Linked DNA regions of Homo sapiens: regions 1 and 3 are each linked to region 2. Evidence: chromatin loops called from intact Hi-C (ENCODE). Cell type or tissue: GM12878. All regions are shown on one strand. Region 1 has its middle 8.3 kb from the start of MGAT5. Region 2 overlaps MGAT5 (alpha-1,6-mannosylglycoprotein 6-beta-N-acetylglucosaminyltransferase). Region 3 overlaps MGAT5 (alpha-1,6-mannosylglycoprotein 6-beta-N-acetylglucosaminyltransferase).

Region 1 (8,000 bases), 90 kb after region 2:
AATGAAAATACGTGTCTACACAAAAACTTGTACACAGAAGTACTCAGCAGCAGTATCCATACTCAGCAGCATTATCCATAATAAACAAAAGTAAAACCAGCCTAATGTGCATCAACTGAGGAAATGGAAACAAAACTGCCATATCCATGCAATTAAATATTATCTGGCTATAAAAAGGAATGAACTGATTATGCTACACATAGATGACTCTTAAGAACATTATACTAAGCAAAAAAAGTAACAAAAAAACACATATTGCATGATTCCATTGATATTAAATGTCTAGAATAGGCAAATCTGTAAAGGCAGAAAATACATTAGTACTTGCTTAGGGCTGGGGTATGGAGAATGGAGGAAATGAGAGGTGATAGCTAAGGTGTATAGGGTTTTTCTAGGGGGTAACAAAAAGGTTCTAAAATTGTGGTGATAGGAGCATAATTCTGTGGACATACCAAAAGCCATGGAGTTGTATACGTTTAAATAGGAGGATGGTATGATATGTGTATCATATCTCAAAAAAAAAACTGTTAAAAAAAAAAAAGAAAAAAGAAAGCAAGCCCACCTCTAAAGCTATGGGGAAAAGGAGGAGTTTGGCTTAGAGCAGGCAGATGAGTGTCATGGGCCTAGCACAGCCAAGACCAGGGCAGGAACTAAGGGCTGGCCATGGGCCTAGCAACAGAAGGAAACCACAGTGATCTACTTCCAGTTCACCACATATGACCGCTCTTATAACCTCTGGATCAACCTTACAGGCTCCTGGCCAGGAGCCTGGCTTCAGAAGGCTCCTGGCCCACCTTGTCTGGCAAATGCCAATTTCTCAACCCACCTGAGAACACTGAGCAGCAGCCCAGTTCCAATGGAGTGAGAACGAGACCAATGAAGCAGTTCCTCCAGGTGGCCATCCAACATCCCTGGAGGCCCTATTTCTGACACAAGGGCCTGCCTCCTCAGAGGATAAACAAAGGCAGAAATGCCCATCCCTTCAGAAGCAATGCCAGCCCCAAGCAGAGATTTGGTCTCTTCAAATAGCCCTGCAGGACAATACCATCCCATGCGCCACATTCACACATTCACATAGGACAGCGCTGCTCTAACTTAGTGGTTCCCAGACCTCTCTGTCCTCACTGTGTACCACCTGAGCTACTTCATAGTCATCATTAAATGGTGGCTAAGGAGCCTACATTTAGCTTCATCCTGTACAGTAACCTTCAAGAAATCCTAAGTCACTGTGTCCACCCAATTTCCTTGGAAAATCCCACCCACATCTCCAGCCTCCAATCTCACCCCACCTCCTTCCTGCATAAAGCCTCCAGGGGCTCCCTAGACTGAGGAAAGCTCCCCTTCCATAGAGTACTCGTAACTCATAGCAGTTCGTGCTCCTTCCTTGCTCTATAGGACAATCCCGTTTCATCTCGCCTATGGGGTCTGTGAGGCCCCCAAAGACAAGAAATGCCGGCAATGGCCATGCCTTGCACACAGAGGGTGGTCATTAAGTATTTGCTAGATGGAAGGACAGGATGGTGGAAATGAGGTGAAGAAATGCAAATTAGCAAAGACCTCCAAGACCTCCTTCTGGTATGAGCCACAGAACCTGGGCATTCTGACAATACATTTGCACCTTACCTTTTACAAGATTTTACCCTTAGTAGTAAAACCCTTGAAGAGGCAGGGTTAAACTAAAGTGGATGTGATGGTAGTCAGGTATTAACAGAGAAGAAAACTGCAAAAAAACACTCCAGAAGAAAATTCTAGGGGGGCAGGGCAGTGAGATTACAGAAACAAAATATGTCTAAGACAAGGGATGGAGGGGAAAATACCCGGGAACCTTTCTTGGAGGCCACTTGTATTGTCACTGTTATGCTGAGAAGATCACAGAAAATAAGACCTGAAAGGGTGACAAGGAGGAACTGAGAGAACCTTGCATCAAAAACCTGAAAATCTCTGATCTGCAGCTTGTTCTACCATTGGCATTGTGTGATCCTAAGTGTGTCCATCTCAGTTTCCACATGTATAACATGGAGAAAGTTCTAGAAACACAGAACACTGTTAGAGCCACAGGAGTAGGGGTGAGCAACTGAGTTATTGGTTCTCAAACTGTGCTCCAAAGAACATCAAAGATTCATTCACAGAGATGTTCCAGAGGTTCCACAAATGTTTCATTTGACTTTTGGTTTTGTTTAAGATGTTTTTAAACATTTTTCAAAAAAAGTTTGACATGCCAAATCCTAAGATACTAGAGACAATCAATATACGTATCAATTTATATCGCAGAGACTCAGCAAAACTGCCCTGGCTACCTCCATACACTGAAGTTTGAACTTCAAATTTCCACCTTATTGGTCACAAAACTAATGCTCAGTAGTGGTCTAGTTTACGTTTTTTTTTTGTTTTTTTTTTTTTTTAATTCAGGCCCAGGTATCTATTCACATGAAATTGTATGACAAAAAAGCACTACCCTAATTAAATGCCAGATGAGAGTTGGTCACATATCTTGAAGTTCCAAGGCTGCTTGCCTGACTCCCATATTTTAAGTGACAACTGTCTTTAGATGTTAATAATTCAACTTTGAAACAATTTCTACTACTTCTCTTTTCAGCCTCCATCTCAATTTACATTAAAAGCAACTTAGAGTGCTTGGTAAGTTATTCTTTAAAATGATAGCCACTCCCATTCATAATTGGATGAATATGGACTGCTTCTACCGTGAACCAAAACACAGTGCAGAAATCAACTGGGTGCTAACCTTGCATTGACTGCACAACCTCTTACCAAACTCCTGGTTTTGTGCTCACCACAGAACCACATCTCCCTGGTCTAACAATCAACTTTAACAGGAAATATGATAAATTAAAATGTATAAAATACCTTTTTACAGACTGGAAGACAACGTCTGGTTTTGCTTAGGAAAATATCAAATGCAAACCCTCAATTTACAGAGGAAGACCCTGAGGCCAGAAAATATTATGTTTTCCAGTTAGAATCAAACCAGCACCCCAATTCCTGCCTAATACTACATGGCCTCCGCCAAACCAAGCTGAGTCTACCAGCTGCATGCGGAAACTCAGAAAGGAAGAGACCTCTCCGTATGGAACACAAAACAGAAACCAAAGTCCAGTACTATTAAGAAGCCGTGAGTCTAATGCAATGTCCCACCAACCTCAAGGGTTGAATCAACACATGAAAGGGAGAAAAATACACATTTACAGGATTACTGGTGTAAGAAAGACAGATGGAACGGGGACGGTGGTGGGGGGCAGTCTTCATCTAAATACAGTTGGTGTTAAAAGGAGAAGCAGAGGAGGAGAAGGGACAGGCAAAGCAGCTTTCTCTTCTAAAATAAATCCAAATTCCTGGGAAGAAGCTCTGAGGTCATTCACTCCCCCAGATGGCCCAGTGCCACCAACCTGATAGAGCCCACTCAGCAGGTGCCCAAAAGCTCAACTGTGAATCCCTGACAGCTGTGATGCCACCAACTCTCTTCTAGCTCTAGGAAGCAAAGGAGCTCAGGAGCAGGCAGGGTGCTGCCCAAGAAATAGGTATGAACAGAGACCTTTCACTTTCAGGACCTGGGTCCTTTTTTTTTTTTTTTTTTTTATAAACAGGAAAAACACATTCTAAATGAAAACAGTCTGTTCCCTTTGGAAGTGGCTAAACTAGTCTTATTTTAATTAACTAGCTGAAATACACCTGCTAAAAACAACACACCTTTGCTATCTTGGGAATACTCTTTGAATATCTGGGTTTTAAACAGCCCATCCCCTCTTACATTTGAAGTGATCAAAGCAAGACAGTCCTGTACCCAGAGTTTTAATTCATTACACTACACTTGCATTTTTCCTGTGGGCAGAGAAAGGAAAACCTCCAATGCCACCCACCTGAAGTGCATATTTGTCTTGCAGTTATACCATCCACTCAGTGGAGTTCAGGGCTCCATATCTGGCATCAATAGCAAAATAAATTTCCAAACACTGTAACAGGGCTGGTGAATCTGGGTCCAGAACATGCACTCTTCTTCCTGCCCTCTCTATTCCCAGGTTCTGCCACACCTACCCCAGCTGTTCTCTGACATTCACAGGTATAAAGAAGACAGATGGAAAGGAGATGGGGGTAGTCTTCACCTAAATACAGTTGGTGTTAAAAGGAGAAGCAGAGGAGGAAGGGACAGGCAAAGCAGCTTTAGAGGCAAAACAGGCCACTAGAGGGCGTGGGTGGGGTAAGAGAAAACCAACATTTGATGATTTTATCCTGACTTAGTCTCTTGGATGTGCACATTACTGGCAGGTGGACAAAAGGGAAAGAGGACAAGAGTGAGAAGGAAGCTGTGGTTGCTGGAGCAGATAAGATCTTCACATGTTCTATGAGTTTCATTCACTAGGCCCATACGATATTCACAGTTGAGAGAATTTCCTAACAACAAAAAAAGGCAACAGCGGTAACTCCAAGAATTCTGAGGGGCTGGGCGCTGTGGCTCACGCCTGTAATCCGCACTTTGGGAGGCCGAGGGGGCGGATCACGAGGTTGGGAGGTCGAGACCATCCTGGCTAACACGGTGAAACCCCGTCTCTCCTAAAAATACAAAAAATTAGCCGGGCGTGGTGGCAGGCGCCTGCAGTCCCAGCTACTCGGGAGGCTGAGGCAGGAGAATGGCGTGAACCCGGGAGACGGAGCTTGCAGTGAGCCGAGATCGCGCCACTGCACTCCAGCCTAGGCGACAGAGCAAGACGCTGCCTCAAAAATAATAATAATTCTGAAAACAACTACTAAACCAAAACAAAGCACGGGTCCCTGAAAAATGAAATAAATCACTTTAATCCAATGTTTCTCAATCTTTGCACAACTGACATATGGGTCTGAATAATTTTTTTGTTGTGGGAAGCTATTAGAGGTTTAACAGCATTGCTGGCCTCTAGCCACTAGATGCCATTAGAGCCCTCCAATAACCCTCTATAACTAGAGGGTTGTGACAATCGAAAAATGTCTCTCAACACTGCCAAAACTGCCTCGGTTGAGAGGGACTGCCTTACCAATCAACAGGATCTTACTCACCCACTGGAAGATGCTCAGACAGGTTCTGCCCATGTAACTAGAATGCAGAGTGAGAGAGAAGCAGACCAAGGTGAACCTGGGAGTCCATCACCACCCCTCAAGACCAGCAGGCTCAGAAGCCTGTGCTGAGGCTGTGGAAGGCCTCAGAGTGAAGGAAGGTGGCCGACTGCTGATGCTGTCTCAAGGTGACTGATAAATGAGTCTCATTTTCTCCACATCTCTCAGTGCTGTCTGGGCACTGACTGAGAATCTCATTCCTAGGCTAGCTGTGCCCAATTTACTAATGAGTATTAAGGCACTGGGCCTCTGCTCCAAAGACCTGGTCCATAAATCAATGAGCACAGGGAAGAAGGCTTTGAGCAAGACCAAATCTGGATGATGCTTCATCAGACAGCCATTAAAAAAAAAAACAAAAAACGCTAGGATTGTCACCTGGCATCCGGCCCAGGAAACCATGAACAGGCTTTAAGATAGGTTGATAATGACTCTCTAAGAAGAAAGAAAGAATCATCTGTGAAAAGATCACACAGCATGTCAATTTGTCAGGTAGGTCTCCTTAATGTTGAATGAAAATACTCAAAAGATTTGCTTCCACTCTCAAAGGACAGTAAAGCCACAAAGAAATTTTATAATAAGTGTAAAATGCACCTTTTCTCTGAGGATCAGACTTCTGGCAACACTCTACATCTAGAAAAAAAACCAAGAATGACAACAGGCCAAAATGGCCCCAGTAATAAAGAAAATCACAATCACAAAAATCACCACACTTATTTCAAAAATATGGGTAATGCCTTCAAGATAAAGCTCATTATTTCCAAATGCTTCCTAAGCCCTCCAGCCCAATTACCCCGACCCCTAGTACCCCTCTCCTCCACCTCGGGAGGAGCACCGGCTGGGTACTGGCCTACCCCAGGAGTGTTCCAGCTGCCCTATTTGCAGAAAAGGGACAGTCCTCCCCAAATCTGATTTGGTTAAAAAAATGAACTAGCTAAGCAGTGAAGAAATACATATGTGTGCACACACATGCACAATCTGAAGTGACCACTCAGGCTTATCCAACTTAACCTTATAAAGAAGTTCTCATCACTTCTAAAATAAAGTTACAGTAGTCAAGCCACTCAATCGCACAGCCCTAAGCTTTAACAGACCCAGAGTCATAAAAGTCAAGGTCTGAATTTTCTTAGGGAAGAAATCATTGGTTAGATGCTGGCTGATAAGTTCACTAGTTCCTTAATGTATACACCAAGGTCAACTCTCCCAAACACTGCAAATAACTTGGGTCAGCCTGACTGGTTTCTGGTCACAAACCCTCAGTTTGCACAAATGATAAACCAGCTCAAGTTAAAAATGGAGCTTCTCAGGAGAGTTTCTTGCCCTCAGAGCTTAGGACTGACTAAACCAGGACCTCCCAACTATGATGTACATAGAATCACCTGGACTGCTCTTTAAAAAATAGAGATGCCCAGCTATCACACCCAAAGATTTTGATTTACTTTGTCTCAGGTGTGGCCCAAGCAGAGGTATTTTTATTTTAAGCTGCTTAGATGATTTTAATACACAGCCAGGCATGAGAACATTTAAAAGACATTCTATAACAACTCTATTGGCCCTATCTAGTGAAACCCAAAATGTGATCCATTCTAGAATTTTAAGAGGTAAGCTCTCTGCTCTTCTCCCACCCCACAAATGTAGAGTCACTGGCTTACTAGATAATTCATCTGCCAAGGTAGGCTTGTTTTCTCCTTAAAGGAATCACAAACTGGTCTTAGGCCAATGCCCTGCCTGAGTAGCCAGACTTTCAATAGCTAGTCTACCACAGAGCCTTGTTAGATCATCCCACACTATGGAAGGACTTGTAGAGAATAATGCTGAACTAATACAGCTTTTATTAACCTCTCCTGGGCATTTGGCTCCAAAGATGAGAAATGATTTGAGGCTAGCCCAAAAGCCTCGATGTCTACAATGCTTTTAGCAACTAGCACCTCTATAACATTGCTACTCGAACTCTCATCTGTGGAAAGGTAGCACTGAAATGATCTGGCAGGTTGTTAAAAATGCAGAATCTTAGGCCCAATCCCAAAACAATAGAATCAATTGGTGTTTATAACCAGACTGCAAGGTTACTTGTTTTCACATGAGAAGCACTGCTTTTTACCTTATCTAGGATAGTAAGAGCAGGGGCAGATCAGATCCTAATTTCCAGTGGAGGATAACAGAGAACATGGCACAATTCTCCTTTTCATAACACGTACAGAACTTATATTACTTTTGAATAAGCTGGATGTACATCCTACTGACACATATCCAGCTGAGATGAGCATTATATACATAAATGGCATAGTTTAATCACTGTGAACTAGGAGTCCTTATAGGACAACTGGTCCTACTTTCTAGTTGCTGACAAAAAGCAAACATTTTGATCCATCAGGTTAAAAATGAAGACACAGTTTGGATACATGTTTTCCAAACATCTAACTCTGATAAAGCAGTAATTCCACACAGCAAAGCGCCTTATGCAGCTACCCAACACACACCTTGCACTGCTCAAAGTTCAACATCATGGGGGTTTGAGTTTTTGTTGTTTTATAATCCAAAGTGCTCTCTTTAGAACAAGTGCTTTGCAATCACAAGTACTTTCCCAGTTGACTTCAAAGTGAAATAGCCTTCAACTGAGATAAGCATGCTCATTAGGTCCCTTCATTCTGCATAAGAGTATTTCAACCAATAGTTAAAAGTTTCTGGAAATGATTCTAATTCCGATATTTTCCAGGGTACTTCAGTGACTTCATAGCCCCTGAAAGTCTTTCAAAGTTTGGTTGAAAGAAATTGTATCTGAATGATGACTTAAGGGATACACAATCCATCCATTGCTCTAGGTCGGCTTTGCCCAACCTCTTATGTATGACCTGTGAGGCTTTTAACAGTAATATATGATCTCTCTCACTCATACACAC
Region 2 (8,000 bases):
TCATCTGCTTTACTCCAATGTTCACAATGGATTCAGAATGAGAATATCAATGCTACCACATATTACATGATTAATAAAAATGGTTTTAAGATGTTTTTACAGTTTTTATCCTTTGTGATATCCCATCAGAAGTGTACAGTTTACTGTGTTCTGAAGTCACTAAGAACAGTCTTTTTCTGTGCGCTTCCATCAAAACTGGATGGATATATAGTCAGTTCATTTGTTTTATATTCCTTTTAATTTTTAGTTTTTGGTAATAACATTTTGTTTAACACTTACATAAAATGATTCCAGCATCAAATCTACAAAGTCAGATATATTCAGAAGTCTAGTTTCTATGGTAGTTTCTGTTGCCTCCATGCTAATCCCAACTCCCCTTAATAATTGGACCATTTTTTTCCTTATTGCAGTAAAATTCACCTAACATAAAATTTACTATTTTAATGTATACAGTTCAGTAGCATGAAGCACATTCACATTATTGTGCAACCATCATCACCATCTCCTTTATTTTTAATTTTAGTTTATCAAAATAAGAAAAATACGTTTTCAAACTAACAGCAAGAAGCAAATATATGTATCTGTATATATCTTTATGTATACATAGATATAAATTCCCTCTCTCTCTCAAAAATAATGTAAACTATTCTCTACTTTTCTTCACCTAACAATATATCCTCGAGGTTACTCCACAGGAATATACAGAAAAATTCTTTATTTCTTTTTACAGCCCACCTGCACATCTGAACACATGCTCTTCCATACACAACCATTTGGTGACAGAATGTGTGGTCCTGTTGTCTCACAAATTCAAGAGATCTAGGCAAAACTGACCTATCAAACTGTGACTTGGGATCCTGTAAATGTATCTTTATTTTCTTTTTCAAACATATCAAATTAGTTGGATTAGGAATACCAAACTCATTTTTAAGTTTTTTAGATGTGGGAGCAAATTACTCACTTTGCTCAGTTCTGAAATCAGAACAGAACAGTTAATCTAAAGCCAGACCATCAAATCTATAGCTAACAGGGCATAAAGTCTTCTAAGCCCAGGGGTATTCGAGAGGTTTTCCAAGCCTGTCCTCATAAACTAGAAAGAAACTGGCTCAAATTTAATCAAATTTCTCTCTCTCTCTCCCCTACGGGCATAAGCAGAAGCACCAACCAGACAGAGTAACAATGAAACTCACTGGCTATCCAAAAGCCAGGGATGAAAAACAACAAAAATACAAAATTTTCATGATGATATAATAGGAAGCTCTCGAAGGTTGGATTCAGGTAAGGAAATGGGGGAAAGTTTCCTGATACCCTGACAAAGACAGGTTCAAAGGAAAAGTCTTACAGGCAGATATTCTGCTTGGCTTCACCCAAGAAACTTGTGCCAGACCCTGCTAAGTGGGAGCATTGTAAGTGGGGAAAGGACAACCCAAAAACAGCTGTACAAGAGACTGAGCAGATTCACCCTGAGAGAATATCATTTGAGATATGACATTTCTCTTAGTCTTGTTTCCAAGCAAAATCAAATTTTAAAAGAAAGCTGGCATCTAACTGCACTGAATTAATAAGAAACTCACTTTCTTCCGCTTTCTCTTTTCAAGGTTCTGCTTTTCTGCCAGGGACTTGATTGCTTGGATCCATGCGTCAGCCATTCGCCGGATCCGTAGTCTCATCCACCGGAATTCTTCATGCTTTTTCATCATACTGTAGAGAATATTAAAATCTGTACGAATTTCCGCCTAGCAACAGAAATTTAATAAAATGAATAGAAGATAAAAAGTCAGAAAGCATAATAGTTTTCATGATGTGACATCTGAAAACTTAAAAGGGTTAGTCAATTAAATTGAGAGCTTCAAAAGTAAGTCTTGTCTGCTGCAGCTTTGACTTTAAGGTCCCAGGATTGCAAACTGAAGCCAAGGCTGCTGACTGCTGATCTGCCCAAAGGGACATCATTAAAAAATTAGAAATTGAGAAAAGCAGCACAGGCATTACAAAGCCCTGAGCTATGTTAAAATGCAGTTTTTATAATGAGTATGGTTGATGTACCTTGAAATTCTCAGCACTCAAATTTACTGTTCCACTTGGATCTACCACAGGACAGCAGACTTCTAAGAAAACTGAAGTCAATTCTTAGCAGGCTGTTTGACAACGTGGAAGTTGCCAGAAAGCCTCTTTCTGTCCACAGAGTTAAATAGGGAAATAAATGCTCATCTTCTGGTTTTGTCCCAGTCCAAACAAAAATTCATTGTTTTCTAAGGAATTTAAAGAGCCAAGAATACTACTTTTCTGCCATGAGTGAGAACAATTTAAAATTCCAAACAGAATAAATTAAAAGCCAGGAAGAATATTTTTCCTAATGCTCTGGATAATATAGCTGGATACAACGAGTGATTGGAATAATAGAGAAACATAATAACCAGTATTTATTTCATAGAACATCTCAAACATGCTGAGTCCACCTTTTCAGTAATCACCATAGCTCATTCTGAACACTCATCTCTTTTCCTTCTTTATCCCCCTTTGAGATAGGGTCTCACACTCCCACCCAGACTGGAATGCAGTGGCATAATCACAGCTCACTGGAGCCTTGAACTTGCGCTCAAGCGATCCTCTTGTCACCTCAGCCTTCCAAGTAGCTGAAACTATAGGCACTCGCCACCACGCTCAGCTAGTTTTTAAATTTTTTGTAGTGATGGGGTCCTGCTGTATTGCCCAGGCTGGTCTCAAATGGCTGGCCTCAAGCAATCCTCCTGCCTCAGCCTCCTAAAGTGCTGAAATTACAGGCATGAGCCGCCACATCCAGTTTCATTTCCCTTCTTGACTAAACAATATCCTACGACTCCTGTGGTTTACAGCATGGAACAGCAAACTACAGCCCTTGGGCTAAATCCTCACAGCTTGTTTTTGTGCATAAAATTTTACTGGAACTCAGCCATGCCCCTTCATTTACATATCATATACAGCTGCTCTCTGCGCTACAATGGCAGAACTGAGGAGCTGCAATGAGACCAATATGGCCTGCAAAGATGAAACTATTTACTATCTGGGTATTTTGTAGAAGTTTAGTGATCTATGGTCTAAAGAGTAAAGACTTAAGCTTTTAATGTGGCAACAAGTACTTTCACAGTCCCCTTCCTACCTTCCCAATTTCACCTTCAGCCTAGCTCATCCAGTCACCTATGGCCTTGGCCAACTGAACCATGCGTGCATGCTCTCCTCCCTGAAACTGCTATGCTCTCATTTTCCCACACGAGAGATACCCTTTTCTCCTTGACCTTATATAAACTCACTCATCATTTAAATTCGGCCCCAATGTCATCTTCACTATTCAATCTACCCTGAACCTTGCAGACTAAAATGACCTCTTCCTCATTAATTCCCACAGGCCTATATTACAGCATTTGTGACAGAGATGGTCATTATTTGCCATCAGCCTTATTAGATCACTAAGGGCCTCCACAGCTCGTACCAGGTCTTACTCATATCAGTAGCCTATCATTCAGGAACCCTCAGAGAATTGCTCAGTAAACAAACCTATGCTAATGGTTGACTGATTTAGTCACTTAGACTTCCACAGAGACGAATACAGAAGTTTTTCAGTGTAACACTATTTCAGGTTATAGTTGGCATTTCTAGAAGATTCCACATGTATCACTTGGCATCTGACCTAAATGCACAAGTCTAGAAAGAGTTTTCCAAAATCACTTACCAATGAATTATGATCAGCTTCTTCGTAGGGATTTTTTGCTCTCCAAGGTAAATGAGGACACCAATTTTCAACCTAAAAAGCATCAGTGACACTAAATATGCAGCTTCATCTATAATGAATTAATATACATAAAAAGCACCGAGAACAGCTCCTGGCACACAACTAGCACTATATTAATATGTGCTATTTTTATTATTAGCCAAATTCCCATGCTTTTAGCTAGTATTCCAGATACAAGTGCCCTCTCAGATGAAACAATCAGCAGCAAAGGTCAGAAGGAAGAGATTATACTTTACATCTGTCCTTCGAAGTACTTTACAGCAATTAATTCCTTAGTCATTTAAGCCTCACATCTCTGTACCAGAAGGAAAGGCAGTCTAATGGCAGAAAGTTAAAAGACTGAAACATTGCCACTGGGGAATGAGAATGTAAGGTGTCTCTGTGACCCTTTAGCAAATGGACAGGAAAGATCCTTATCTGCTGTGGCATATCTGGAAAGGAAAGGGAATGGCATTGGAGCCACAGAACTCAATCCTTTATCTGAGTTAGGAATGCCACTGATAGCTTAGGGCTAATTGGTCAAGGTTTCCCTCATTTTCTAGCTATTTGCTTCACACTATCTCAAGAAATAAGGTGGTAAAACCTATCTGAGAAAGAAATGAAAGGAGGAGAAAAAAAAAAAACCTTGATGATCTTGTGAGAGCCAATCTGGAAGATGGATTGTTCTGTCAATGAATAAGGTTTAGAAATTGAGGGGAGGAGGAAAGAGAAAGGAAAAAAGAACTTGATTCTATAGAAATTATTTCAGCAAAGGTTATCAAAGACTATTAGGCAACTTAATTTCTAGCAAAAAAATGAGAAATGCATTAAAGTTATATTGGTGTCTGTTCTCTGTCAAAACTAGCCATAAAATTTGAAGACAGCATTATCACCCGTTTACTAATAAAGAATGAGATTATGAAATATGGCTAACAGGCATTGAAAATAATTTTTCTATGGCCAGGTAGATCTATAAAATTTAATGAGCAATAGAGTGAGGGAATGTCCTTAAAGGGGTCACTAAGATAGCAGAGACGTGTGGAGCTATAGCCTCATGGGTCAGCACAAGACAGTGTGCCCTCTCAGTCTGGGTAAGTTTTCAAAGAAACATGTCAGTTTTACTTAATCTGGAAGTTACTCATAATGCAAGGTGATCTTTACTATAACCAAAGTAATTGGCCTGATTTGCATAAAGCCATCTGCCACTGCAGATGATCCCAAAGCAATAAGCAGAGAGAAGCAAAGCTTGGGGAGAGGGCGGAATCTCTGAATAGGAAAAGTGAAATATTCTCTTATCTTCTTACGGGATAAAATTAGACCTTACCATATTTGTGAATGATTCAGAGACTCAAAAGGATTCCCCACAAGGAAAGCTAAAATGGTTTTTACTCATAAAAAAGAAAAGACCAACTTGCCTTGGAGGCCTACAGTCTAATTACTGGGATCTGACAACAACATGACCATGAAAGGCAATATCTGCAGCTCCACAAATGAGAAAAATGAGGAAAAACAGCAGAGAAAAAGCCTGCAAGTGGATGAAGCCTAAGCTGGTCTCAGTAGCATTATGCACATCTGTACCTTGTATTCTTAGGCCAGATTGAATTATTTAGCTCCAATTAGATTTGTGCTAATGGACTCAATAAAGCATATTTATAACATGAAGACTTCAAATGGATTGTAGACTTGATTGTGAGATCTTTAACCTCACCCCATCCCACCCCCAACCCTGCAAAAAAAAAAAAAAAAAAAAAAAGGATGAGCAAGGAAAGTAGAGATTTGAAATACACCTTACACCAAGTAAATAACCAAATTTACCAGCCACCCACCAGGATGAAGTTTTCCCAGGAATAGCATGATGGGGAAAGATGAAACAAGACTAAAGAAAATCAACTAAGAGGAGAGACATGAGCGAGACCAGATACTCATAAAGTTCTCTCCTCACTCTGCCACTGCAAGAAGAATCTTTCAAGATTCACTGTGATGAAAATACAGTCCCAGGTGATTTTTAAAAAGATGACTTCCCTACAGAAGCCTGAAGACTGTAATGCCTCTTTGAAACTGATCATTTATCTTAGTTCTTCTTATTCTAAATCACTGGGTATTACTCCCTAAGGCTCCAAGGGCACTCCTGAAAATATAAAATATAGAGTCAATCCAATTTAGCTTTTAGCAAGAAATTTTGCTGTTATACATGCACTCGTAATGGTGGGAAAATCAATTATGAACATCTTAGCACAGAGCGGGAAGGTGGGTTTTTAAGGTTGTTTTTGTATGCTGTGATAGGATAACTGGTTAACAAAATAATTAAATTATACATAAACCAATTATCCCATGGGGAGAAGGGAAAAACAAAACAAAGCATTTCTTTCTCTGGGAAACCTCGGAGGATTACCAGGATTGGAAGAAAGCCAGCATTGGCAATAACTCCAAGTACTGAAACAAACAGCTCTCAAATGAGCAACATTTTCCTAAATAAGAACACCATTAATAACATTCAAGGAAAATCTTGCTGAAGGCTAGTAACAACTTCCTAATCCCTAACTTTGTTTTCTTTTGATCTGTCCAGGGTCCTTTAACAAGCTTAACCCACCAGTAGAGGATGCTACCAATAAAGCTGGACCCCAAGGTGAGCCCCACCACCTTCTTTTTTTTTATTTTTATTATTATTATACTTTAAGTTTTAGGGTACATGTGCACAATGTGCAGGTTAGGTACATATGTATACATGTGCCATGCTGGTGTGCTGCACCCATTAACTCATCATTTAGCATTAGATATATCTCCTAATGCTATCCCTCCCCCCTCCCCCCACCCCACAACAGTCCCCAGAGTGTGATGTTCCCCTTCCTGTGTCCATGTGTTCTCATTGTTCAATTCCCACCTATGAGTGAGAACATGCGGTGTTTGGTTTTGTGTCCTTGCAATAGTTTACTGAGAATGATGATTTCCAATTTCATCCATGTCCCTACAAAGGACATGAACTCATCATTTTTTATGGCTGCATAGTATTCCACGGTGTATATGTGCCACATTTTCTTAGTCCAGTCTATCATTGTTGGACATTTGGGTTGGTTCCAAGTCTTTGCTATTGTGAATAGTGCCGCTATAAACATACATGTCATGTGTCTTTATAGCAGCATGATTTATAGTCCTTTGGTTATATACCCAGTAATGGGATGGCTGGGTCAAATGGTATTTCTAGTTCTAGATCCCTGAGGAATCGCCACACTGACTTCCACAATGGTTGAACTAGTTTCCAGTCCCACCAACAGTGTAAAAGTGTTCCTATTTCTCCACATCCTCTACAGCACCTGTTGTTTCCTGACTTTTTAATGATTGCCATTCTAACTGGTAGGAGATGGTATCTCATTGTGGTTTTGATTTGCATTTCTCTGATGGCCAGTGATGGTGAGCATTTTTTCATGTGTTTTTTGGCTGCATAAATGTCTTCTTTTGAGAAGTGCCTGTTCATGTCCTTCGCCCACTTTTTGATGGGGTTGTTTTTTTCTTGTAAATTTGTTTGAGTTCATTGTAGATTCTGGATATTAGCCCTTTGTCAGATGAGTAGGTTGTGAAAATTTTCTCCCATTTCGTAGGTTGCCTGTTCACTCTGATGGTAGTTTCTTTTGCTGTGCAGAAGTTCTTTAGTTTAATTAGATCCCCTTTGTCAATTTTGGCTTTTGTTGCCATTGCTTTTGGTATTTTAGACATGAAGTCCTTACCCATGCCTATGTCTTGAATGGTAATGCCTAGGTTTTCTTCTAGGGATTTTATGGTTTTAGGTCTAACATTTAAGTCTTTAATCCATCTTGAATTAATTTTTGTATAAGGTGTAAGGAAGGGATCCAGTTTCAGCTTTCTACATATGGCTAGCCAGTTTTCCCAGCACCATTTATTAAATAGGGAATCCTTTCCCCATTGCTTGTTTTTCTCAGGTTTGTCAAAGATCAGATAGTTGTAGATATGTGGCATTATTTCTGAGGGCTCTGTTCTGTTCCATTGATCTAGATCTCTGTTTTGGTACCAGTACCATGCTGTTTTGGTTACTGTAGCCTTGTAGTATAGTTTGAAGTCAGGTAGCGTGATGCCTCCAGCTTTGTTCTTTTGGCTTAGGATTGACTTGGTGATGCAGGCTCTTTTTTGGTTCCATATGAACTTTAAAGTAATTTTTTCCAATTCTGTGAAGAAAGTCATTGGTAGCTTGATGGGGATGGCATTGAATCTATAAATTACCTTGGGCAGTACGGCCATTTTC
Region 3 (8,000 bases), 48 kb after region 2:
GTGGGCCCAACCCTTTTAAAAATTAGAAATGCCCATCTCTAAACAAAAAAAAAATGGTATAATCATATATGCCAACCAGGCCTGACAGAACCACTGAGTTAATGAATCTGAGACGGACACCTTCTAGAGAAACAGTCACGGAAAGTTCCAGAATGAACCAGATTCTATGACTGCCGATATAAAGGGAGAGACGAAGCACTATACCTAACGCCACTTGAGTGATCACCAAATGTAAAACATCAAAAGATTCTAGCAGGGCCCAAACTTTAAAAGCTTCTAGGGAAAACTGACTAAGCAAGTAGTCATAGCAGCTGTTATCACACTTAAATATATTCTCACAGTATCAAATAAGTGACCCTAACTTGCCTTACAGGGCTCTCAACCTGAGTCCATATGTCTCTTGCCCTCATTCACTGCACGCCAGCCACACTGACCTTACTTCGCCCTATGAACGTGCTAAGGAACTTCTCAAGTCCTGGACTCTCTCCCTGCTGTTCCTTGTCATGAATGCTTTTCCAGGTAGTGGCTCACTTCATTTATATATTGGTTCAAACATCACTCCTTCAGAGGCCTTCCCCATCCTAAACGTACCTTGTCTTAGTCTGGGCTGCTATAACAAATTACCACAGACTTTTATTTCTCATAATTCTGGAGACTAAAATTCTAAGATCAACATGTGGGAAGATTCCGTGTCTGGTGAGGACCCTCTTCCTGGTTAGCTAATAGCTATCTTCTCCTTGTATCCTCACAGACAAGAACAGAGAGAAAAAACAAGCTCTGGTGTCTTCTTCTAAGGGCAATAATCTCATTCATGAGGGCTCTCCCCTCAAAACCTAATCACCTCCCAAAGGCCCCAGACCATTTAACACCATCGCCTTGGGGGTTAGGATCTCAACATATGTATTTGGAGAGGACACAAACATTTAGTCCACTACACACCTTCAACCTCTTTCCCAGGCAATTTTCTCTTTTAACCTTGCTTTATGTTTTGTGTGTGTGTGTGTGTTTTCTAAATAAGATTTCTCACTCCTTGACATTACATGTAAACTGTCTATGGCCAGTCTCCTTTGCTAGAATATAAGCTCTCTGAAGTGAGGTATTTTTGTGTATTTTGTTTTGCATTACGTTTCTGGCACCTAGAAGACACGCAATAAGCACTTACTGAGTCACATAATTGATCCTCCAACTCCATATAGCCAATCTGATCAAGTGGATTCCCTCTGCATGGCTCATCTGAGAGAATTATTCCACCATGCTTTGTAAATTTTTTTTAAACCACAACTGTAAAGCACTGGATAAACTGGCTTTGCTTTGCAGCTCAATCTCTCCCATGTTTCTCTACTCATAGCAGACACCAGATAGAGATAAAGCCACAGGATCAGCAAGCCCCTCTGTCACAGCAATCAACTGTGCATGGCCATCCTGCCAGTGCTGTTTTCAGGGGGAGCACCCCTTGTAAAGTAAAACCAGCCATGGAGGATGCATGTCCAACACAGAAATGAAGGATGATCTGGAGAGGTTTTAGAAGAACAATTTCTATGACCAAAGATAGCACAAACCAAACTATATGAAATGACTAAAGACAGGAAGCCATACCTCAAGTTTGCATGTGGAAAAGACACAGGAAGGAAGTGTGTAAGAAAGGAAGAGGATGACTAGATCATCAGTCCCCAATTTGCAGCACAGTAAGTGCAACTGGCCTCAACCTATAATCTACTTTAATTCCCCACAAAGAGCTGAGTGGCTCTTGCTAGGCAACATCAACGGAGTAATTTTTAAAAGTGACAGCTCTGGCCAGAAATGGTAAAAGTAGAAAAACTAAGAACGCACAACAATACAACAAGTGGCCAAGATCAAGTTGGTAGAAGCAGCTCTTCTCAAAATCATCTGTTTCAAGTGTGCACTTTTGGAAAGATGGGATGCACATGAGAACACACGAGTAGGACTATCAAATACCTCACAGTCTGCCTTGAATCTGCATGACCTGGAAAGCTCTCCAGCTCTGAGAAGTCCTTGTGTCAGGGGTGGGTTCCCAGGACCACTCCCAAGTTCTATGATTTGCTAGGAGGACTCATAGCACTCAGCATATATACTCACAGTACATACTCATGAATATGTACTAACAGTTCAGATTTATTATAGCAAAAAGATACAAAGCAAAAATCAGGAAAGGAAAAAGGTGCATGGGGCAATGTCCAGAGACCAGGCACAAGCTTCCAAGAATCCTCTCCCAGCGGAGTCATATAGGGCATGCTTAATTCCTCCAGCAACGAGCTGTGACGACAAATGTGGTCTACCAAGGAAGGTCTTTAGAGACTCTGTGTCTTACTGAGTGTTGGTCACTGTACCTAACATGTGCCAAGATTCCAGACTCCCAGAAGGAATGCAGGTGTTCAGCATAAACCATATTATTTGTACACATGGTTGAAGCATAGTCAGTCACTCTTATCAGCATATGGTAGGAAACTGGATTTCCAAGATCCAAATTCTCAGATGCTAGTCCATGGTTAGTCTTGCAAGCAGACCTTTCTAAAGACAGCTATGTCAGGCCTGCTACGCTGACAACTTTCGGCAGAACCCTGCAACCACACCAAAGTCCCTCAACATCTACATGCACACAACACACAGTGTTCCGCTGACTCAGGTAGCACATGGGAGACTGGCAGGAAGCAGCTGGCTGATGGCTTTGTGCCCGGGCCACTACCAAGGGGCAGTATTGGCAAGGACTTAGGAAGGGCCACAGAAGAGAGATCGGCACCCTGGAAGAGAAAAGCGTTCCCCAAGAGCATGCAGCCCAGCAATGGTTGCCTTCTCAAAGTCAGAGGGAACAAGACAGGTCCATGGAGTAGAAGAGCAGTCCTGCCGAGCAAAGGGCATGTGGGAAGAGGAGAGACTGGCACACTGCGGTGCCCAACCTATAGGGCAAGCAGAGACCTTGAGGAGTAAGTCTGGGTCTTGAAGAGGATGGAAGTGATGGCCACACAGGGGGACGTAGAGAAGCCACAGGAAAAATAATGGGGCCCTAGAGACAAGGGAGATGAAGGGCACCCAAAAAAGACTGGCAGTTTAAACATGCGCCAAGTCTTTCACCTTCTAGGTGCTAACCACTGGCTTCCACCAGCTGGTTTGTTTTTTAATGTAATGTGTTTTACAATGCTGTGAAAACAGTGACAATGAGAGGTTTGAGCAAGTGAAGCCCATTTTGTACATCTGATATTTCCAGAAGGTGTGGGAGTAGGGGAGAGGGAGAAGAGTGGGAAGGGGAATGGGTGGCTGTCAGGGGAGAGCATGGCTACAACAGCAATATTTCTGGAAACCAGTTATCGGGGGAATTCACAGGAAGATAGGCTGACAGAGGTATTACACTCACATACATCATTTGAAGGAAGATGACTGCCACTGTCATTTATTGGTTTTTGCAAAAGGCATGACATTCATGCTTATTAGTTTTTATTCATAAGAACAATGAACCATCAATTTCCATAAGCCTTTGCAAATACTTACATGGTATCAAGCACCAAACAAACAAACATCTACTTCAGGGGTTGAATTTTTTTTTTTTTTTTAAAGAGCTAGATGGTAAATATTCTAGATTTGCTGTCCACGTAGTCTCTGTATCAACTACTCAATTTCTGATATTGTGATGTGAAAGCAGCCACAGGCAACACGGCAACACATCAACAAAGGAGCACAGCTGTGTTCCAGCATGACTTTATTTACAGACTGGGCTAGATTTTGGCGCACAGGCCGTCATTTGCCAACTACTGATCTAATTCCTATATGGAACTTGAAACAGGCAGAAACAGGTCTTGAATGGCCATTTAGGTTTTTTGTGGAACTGATGTTGAGCCATTTGATAGGCAATGTCTATCATGTGCCTGATAAAGTGTTTCAGGTGCCTCCACCCTCACAAGAAACTACCAGAGCCATGTCAGGAGACAAAATCATGCCAAACCAGCAAAAATAAAGGAGGCCTTTGCTTCCAGACACCAGCAAGAGAATTCAAAATTCAGTAAGCACTTGAGAATAAAAACCAAAGAAAGACATGGACAGAAAATTCACAAAATATACAAATCCCATAAAACATATGGAAAACAACCTCTCTAACAATCAAAGAAACATATGTAAAATATCATTTTCCATTTATTACACTGGTGAATTTTTCAAAGGAAAATACCAAGTATTTACACAGAGGATGTAAGACAGGAATATTCATACATTATTGATCAGAGTATAACTTGTAATGTCTATCAAGTCTTAAGATGCTTATACTAGAGCCTTCCAGTTATAAATAGCAAAGGCTTACTCTCTAGAGAGATTGAACAAAAAAGGCTCTAGATTCACAACAGTGGATAGGGTAGGGAAAAGGAAGTGAGGTCTCTACTACAAATTTTAAAAGGTCTTGGTCTCTAGCTATGAAGCAAAGTTCTGGCAGCCCCTGGGCAGAAGGCTGAAGGATCCATCTATGAGGAAACTAAGCAGAAGAGAAAAGACTGAAATAGACATTTAGGGTCCAACGTCATCTATGGTTCCCTAGGAGGTGGCCCAGCAGCTGCCAGCCCTCACTCACAGCCAACCTCACCCTCAAATATGAAACCAGCACTACAGATTACCAGATATGTGAGAAAACATTCTCACACCAAAGAAAGAAAAGTGAACTCAAACTGAAAAAGAAAAACTCTCAGATGATACATACAACAGAAAATGATTTAACAATATTTTTAAATATAATACCTCACAGATGAGCGAAGAATATTGATTCATGAAATCAGAGCAAGAATAGGATTTTTGTTTTTTAAAAGACCTTGAGAGAACAACAACTCTTGGAAAGAAGACTAAAATAGAAGAATTAAATTCAGGAGACGAGCTGGATGTAAAGTTGTGAAAATCTTACAGAAAATACAGCCATAAGATGAACAGGAAGGATAAGATGAGAGAAAAGTGATATGAGAGAAGGGGTAGGAATAGAGCCCCAATGTGCACAATCCACCCAGTGAGTTCTAGAAGAAAGACTGTAGGGAGATGAGACTACTCAATAAACAGTTCACAAAAATTTCCCAGACAAGAAAGATGTCACAGAAGAGTCAGAAAAAGGATGAAATGTGGTCCACACCAGGCACAGGAAACATCTGAACACAAGGTAGAAGCAAATCCCACCAGCTTCCAGAAGGCCAAAAGTCACATCTAGGTGTGATAATGCCTCTGGACTTTGCAAAAATGACTCTGAAAAGCAGAGGTCAAAGGAACAAGATCTTCACATTGTTTAGGGAAAAACATGTTCAAACCTAGAATTTTATATGCAACGAATGTATCATTCAAGTGGGAAGGCAGAATAAAGACATTTTCCAAAATTCAAGAAACCTCAGTTGGGCGCGGTGGCTCACCTATAATCTCAGCACTTTGGGAGGGCGAGGCAGGCAGATCACCTGAGGTCAGGAGTTCAAGACTAGCCTGGCCAACATGGTAAAACCCCGTCTCTACTAAAAATACAAAAATTAGCTGGGTGCCTGTAATCTCAGCTACTTGGGAGGCTGAGGCAGGAAAACTGCTTGAACCCAGGAGGCAGAAGTTGCAGTGAGCAGAGACTGCGCCACTATACTCCAGCCTAGGCAATAGAGCGAGACTCCATCTTAAAAAAAAAAAGAAAAAGAAATCTCATGATTTCCCCTCCATTTACCTTCTTCTCTCAGAAAACTATTACAGGATGAGGCAAGAAACCAACAAAGGGGAAAATGTGGAATCTAAGAAATAAAAGACCCAGCACCAAAGGGGAAAAGGGGCTTTGGAAACAGTCCTACGACAACTGTACAGCAGGCCCAGGATGCAGCCAGGCCAGCCTGTCACAGGAGGGCAGAAAGCATCAGGAAGACGACTACTGAATAAAAGCATGGTAAACTATTTGATCTGTGGGCCACAGTAAGAAGGGTTCTCTGATGGAATGTTTAGGGCTGAATTTTGGTAAGGGTAAGAATTTTTTTTTGTTTTGTTCACTGATGTGTGGCTTGGCACACAGAAGATAATTAGTAAATATTGTCCTAATTAATCAAAACAATGCAAACATAAGAAGTAAATTATTAACGCTGGGAAAAACAGAAAGATGTATCAGAATGGCAATTTACTATCACCTTATTTTATTTTAGTAAGTGGCTAAGCAGTGTCCTTATAAAGTAAGCACTGACCACTAAATTTGACCCCAGCAAATATTTAGGACATTCTGATTCTGGAAAACAGAGAGGAGCCATGTAGCGGAGGGGTTGCTGGCAATGGTGGCAGTGTCAGAGAGCTAAATTCCCATCTTCCATAACAGAAAATCAGTAGATAACCTCAAAAAAATGCAAGATAAGAAAAAAGCAACATAAACATGTTATGGAGAAATATGAAAATATATTACTGGAAGAAACAAGAGTTAGAAGTATTTGTGTTTCCAGAACAAAAGTCAGGGGTAAGGAGGAATGAAGTATATAGCAGAAGACAGACTGGTTACAGTCTTATACTATTTGACCTTTAAATTTATACTTTTAAAATTATATACATGTACTAATTTGACAGAAATAAATACTAAACTTAAAAAGGGCTTATGCCCTTTGACCTAGCCATTCTGTTTCTAAGAAACTCTCCCAAGAGAATAATGCAAAGATTTATGTTCACCACAATGATCTTTGTAGTAGAAAAAAGGAAAAACAAAAATTGAGAACCTAGTTATTATGTAGTTATTTAAAAATAAAGCTTTTGAAGAATAAAGAGAATGCTCCCTTAAAAATCAAGACTTTAAAACAAAGAGTACAATTATAATCTTTATGCAATATACACACAGAAAAAAAAAGCTGTCATTGACAGTGCTCTAGAAAACAGGATTACAAGACTTTTTTTTCCTTATTCTTTTCTGTATTTTCCAAATTTCCTACATAACTTGGCCTTATCAAGCATTATAAAAAGTGTTTTTAATTTTTAAATCAGAAAAAGAATTGGAAAACAATTCTAGATATTTCTCTAGAGACAATTACCTCATTTAAAATATATAACGGTAAAGAAGAAAATCAAAGGGCAATCAATACACAATAACAAAAAGAAGACCAAAACAAAAAATCAAAACTCACAAAATTAAGTATGCTTAACACCTGAAACATTTACAACAATATCCAAATGGCCAGAAAGGTGTGGACTCTTAGATTACCTTCCACTCTTGAGCCTTAAACTATTTTCATCTTTAAAAATGCCACACGTGACCTTCTGGTGTGATGCACAATAAAATGCGATTGTCCCAGCAGTGGCAGATTAAATGGGCACATTAGAGATGCACCAGCCAGGATCTGAACCCTGGCTCAGACTGCCACCATTTTGGGTAGATTACACATCATATCCTACCCTGATCCTCTTAAATTGAGATAACTGTTCTGCAGGTTTGCTCTGAGGAAAGAACTAATAAAGTATTTTAAAGTTATTATTTGTGTCTGGGACACAGCGATCTCTCCATAAACAGTGGCTTTTTTTTTTTGCTCTATTTTATGAACACTTTACAAATCTAATATGTTTAGCACACAGGGTTGCATGCAGACTATGTACTGCATTCCAGACAGCACCATTCATTTAGGCCAGGGGTTGGCAAACTTTTTCTGTAAAAAGCCAGATAGGAAATATTTTCAATTTTGTGGGCCTTATGGTCTCCTGTACAACCACTAAATTCTGCAGCTGTAGCATGAAAGCAGCCACAGACAGTAAGTAAACAAATGGGCAAGGTTGTGTTCTAATAAAACTTTATTTATAAATTTAGGCAGTGGACTAATTTGGCCCATGGGCCACAGTTTGTTGACCCCTGACACAGGCTATGTAAATGTGGCCCACTAAAGTTCAACAGTATGGCAGCTAAAAGTTCCAGCACTAGAACTGTTGAGATAAATCTGGAGAACCATCCACCAAGGATTTTGGAAAGTTGCAATCTCCCATTTGGAGGAAATGTTAGAACATCTAAATCTTTTCCACTTATAAAAGCTCATGAATCT

Evidence for each region. A loop is a pair of places that touch in the nucleus more often than their neighbours do. Peaks named below come from ENCODE experiments on the same cell type or tissue, not always from the same donor. Only the 100,000 strongest peaks of a DNase experiment are listed, where the experiment ranks them.
Region 1: a loop joins it to region 2, with 2.9 times the contacts of the local background. A loop is called at or near these places in 4 of 110 quality-filtered maps.
Region 3: a loop joins it to region 2, with 3 times the contacts of the local background. A loop is called at or near these places in 4 of 110 quality-filtered maps.

Annotation. Positions count from the first base shown.
Region 1 is chr2:134,241,762-134,249,761 of GRCh38, reverse strand. It overlaps a transcript of MGAT5 not described here. Among named protein-coding and RNA genes, the nearest start is that of MGAT5, 8.3 kb to the left of the region's middle. RefSeq lists enhancers at 1,513-1,602, 1,663-1,712, 4,098-4,598, 4,599-5,099. In GM12878, CTCF peaks have their summits at 4,198 (motif pointing right) and 4,918 (motif pointing right); a DNase peak (open chromatin) is centred at 1,906; H3K4me3 peaks cover 825 bases; H3K27ac peaks cover 5,483 bases.
Region 2 is chr2:134,331,995-134,339,994 of GRCh38, reverse strand. It overlaps MGAT5 (alpha-1,6-mannosylglycoprotein 6-beta-N-acetylglucosaminyltransferase), which reads right to left. Exons shown (of 16, transcript NM_002410.5): 5 at 3,707-3,778; 6 at 1,575-1,736. Among named protein-coding and RNA genes, the nearest start is that of MGAT5, 82 kb to the right of the region's middle. In GM12878, no CTCF peak of the experiment used is centred here; a DNase peak (open chromatin) is centred at 3,464; H3K27ac peaks cover 1,385 bases.
Region 3 is chr2:134,284,082-134,292,081 of GRCh38, reverse strand. All of the region lies in intron 2 of MGAT5 (alpha-1,6-mannosylglycoprotein 6-beta-N-acetylglucosaminyltransferase), which reads right to left. Among named protein-coding and RNA genes, the nearest start is that of MGAT5, 34 kb to the right of the region's middle. RefSeq lists enhancers at 2,470-2,519, 4,486-4,565, 4,586-4,635, 4,706-4,785, 4,900-4,959. In GM12878, no CTCF peak of the experiment used is centred here; DNase peaks (open chromatin) are centred at 1,581 and 4,531; H3K4me3 peaks cover 1,242 bases; H3K27ac peaks cover 6,621 bases.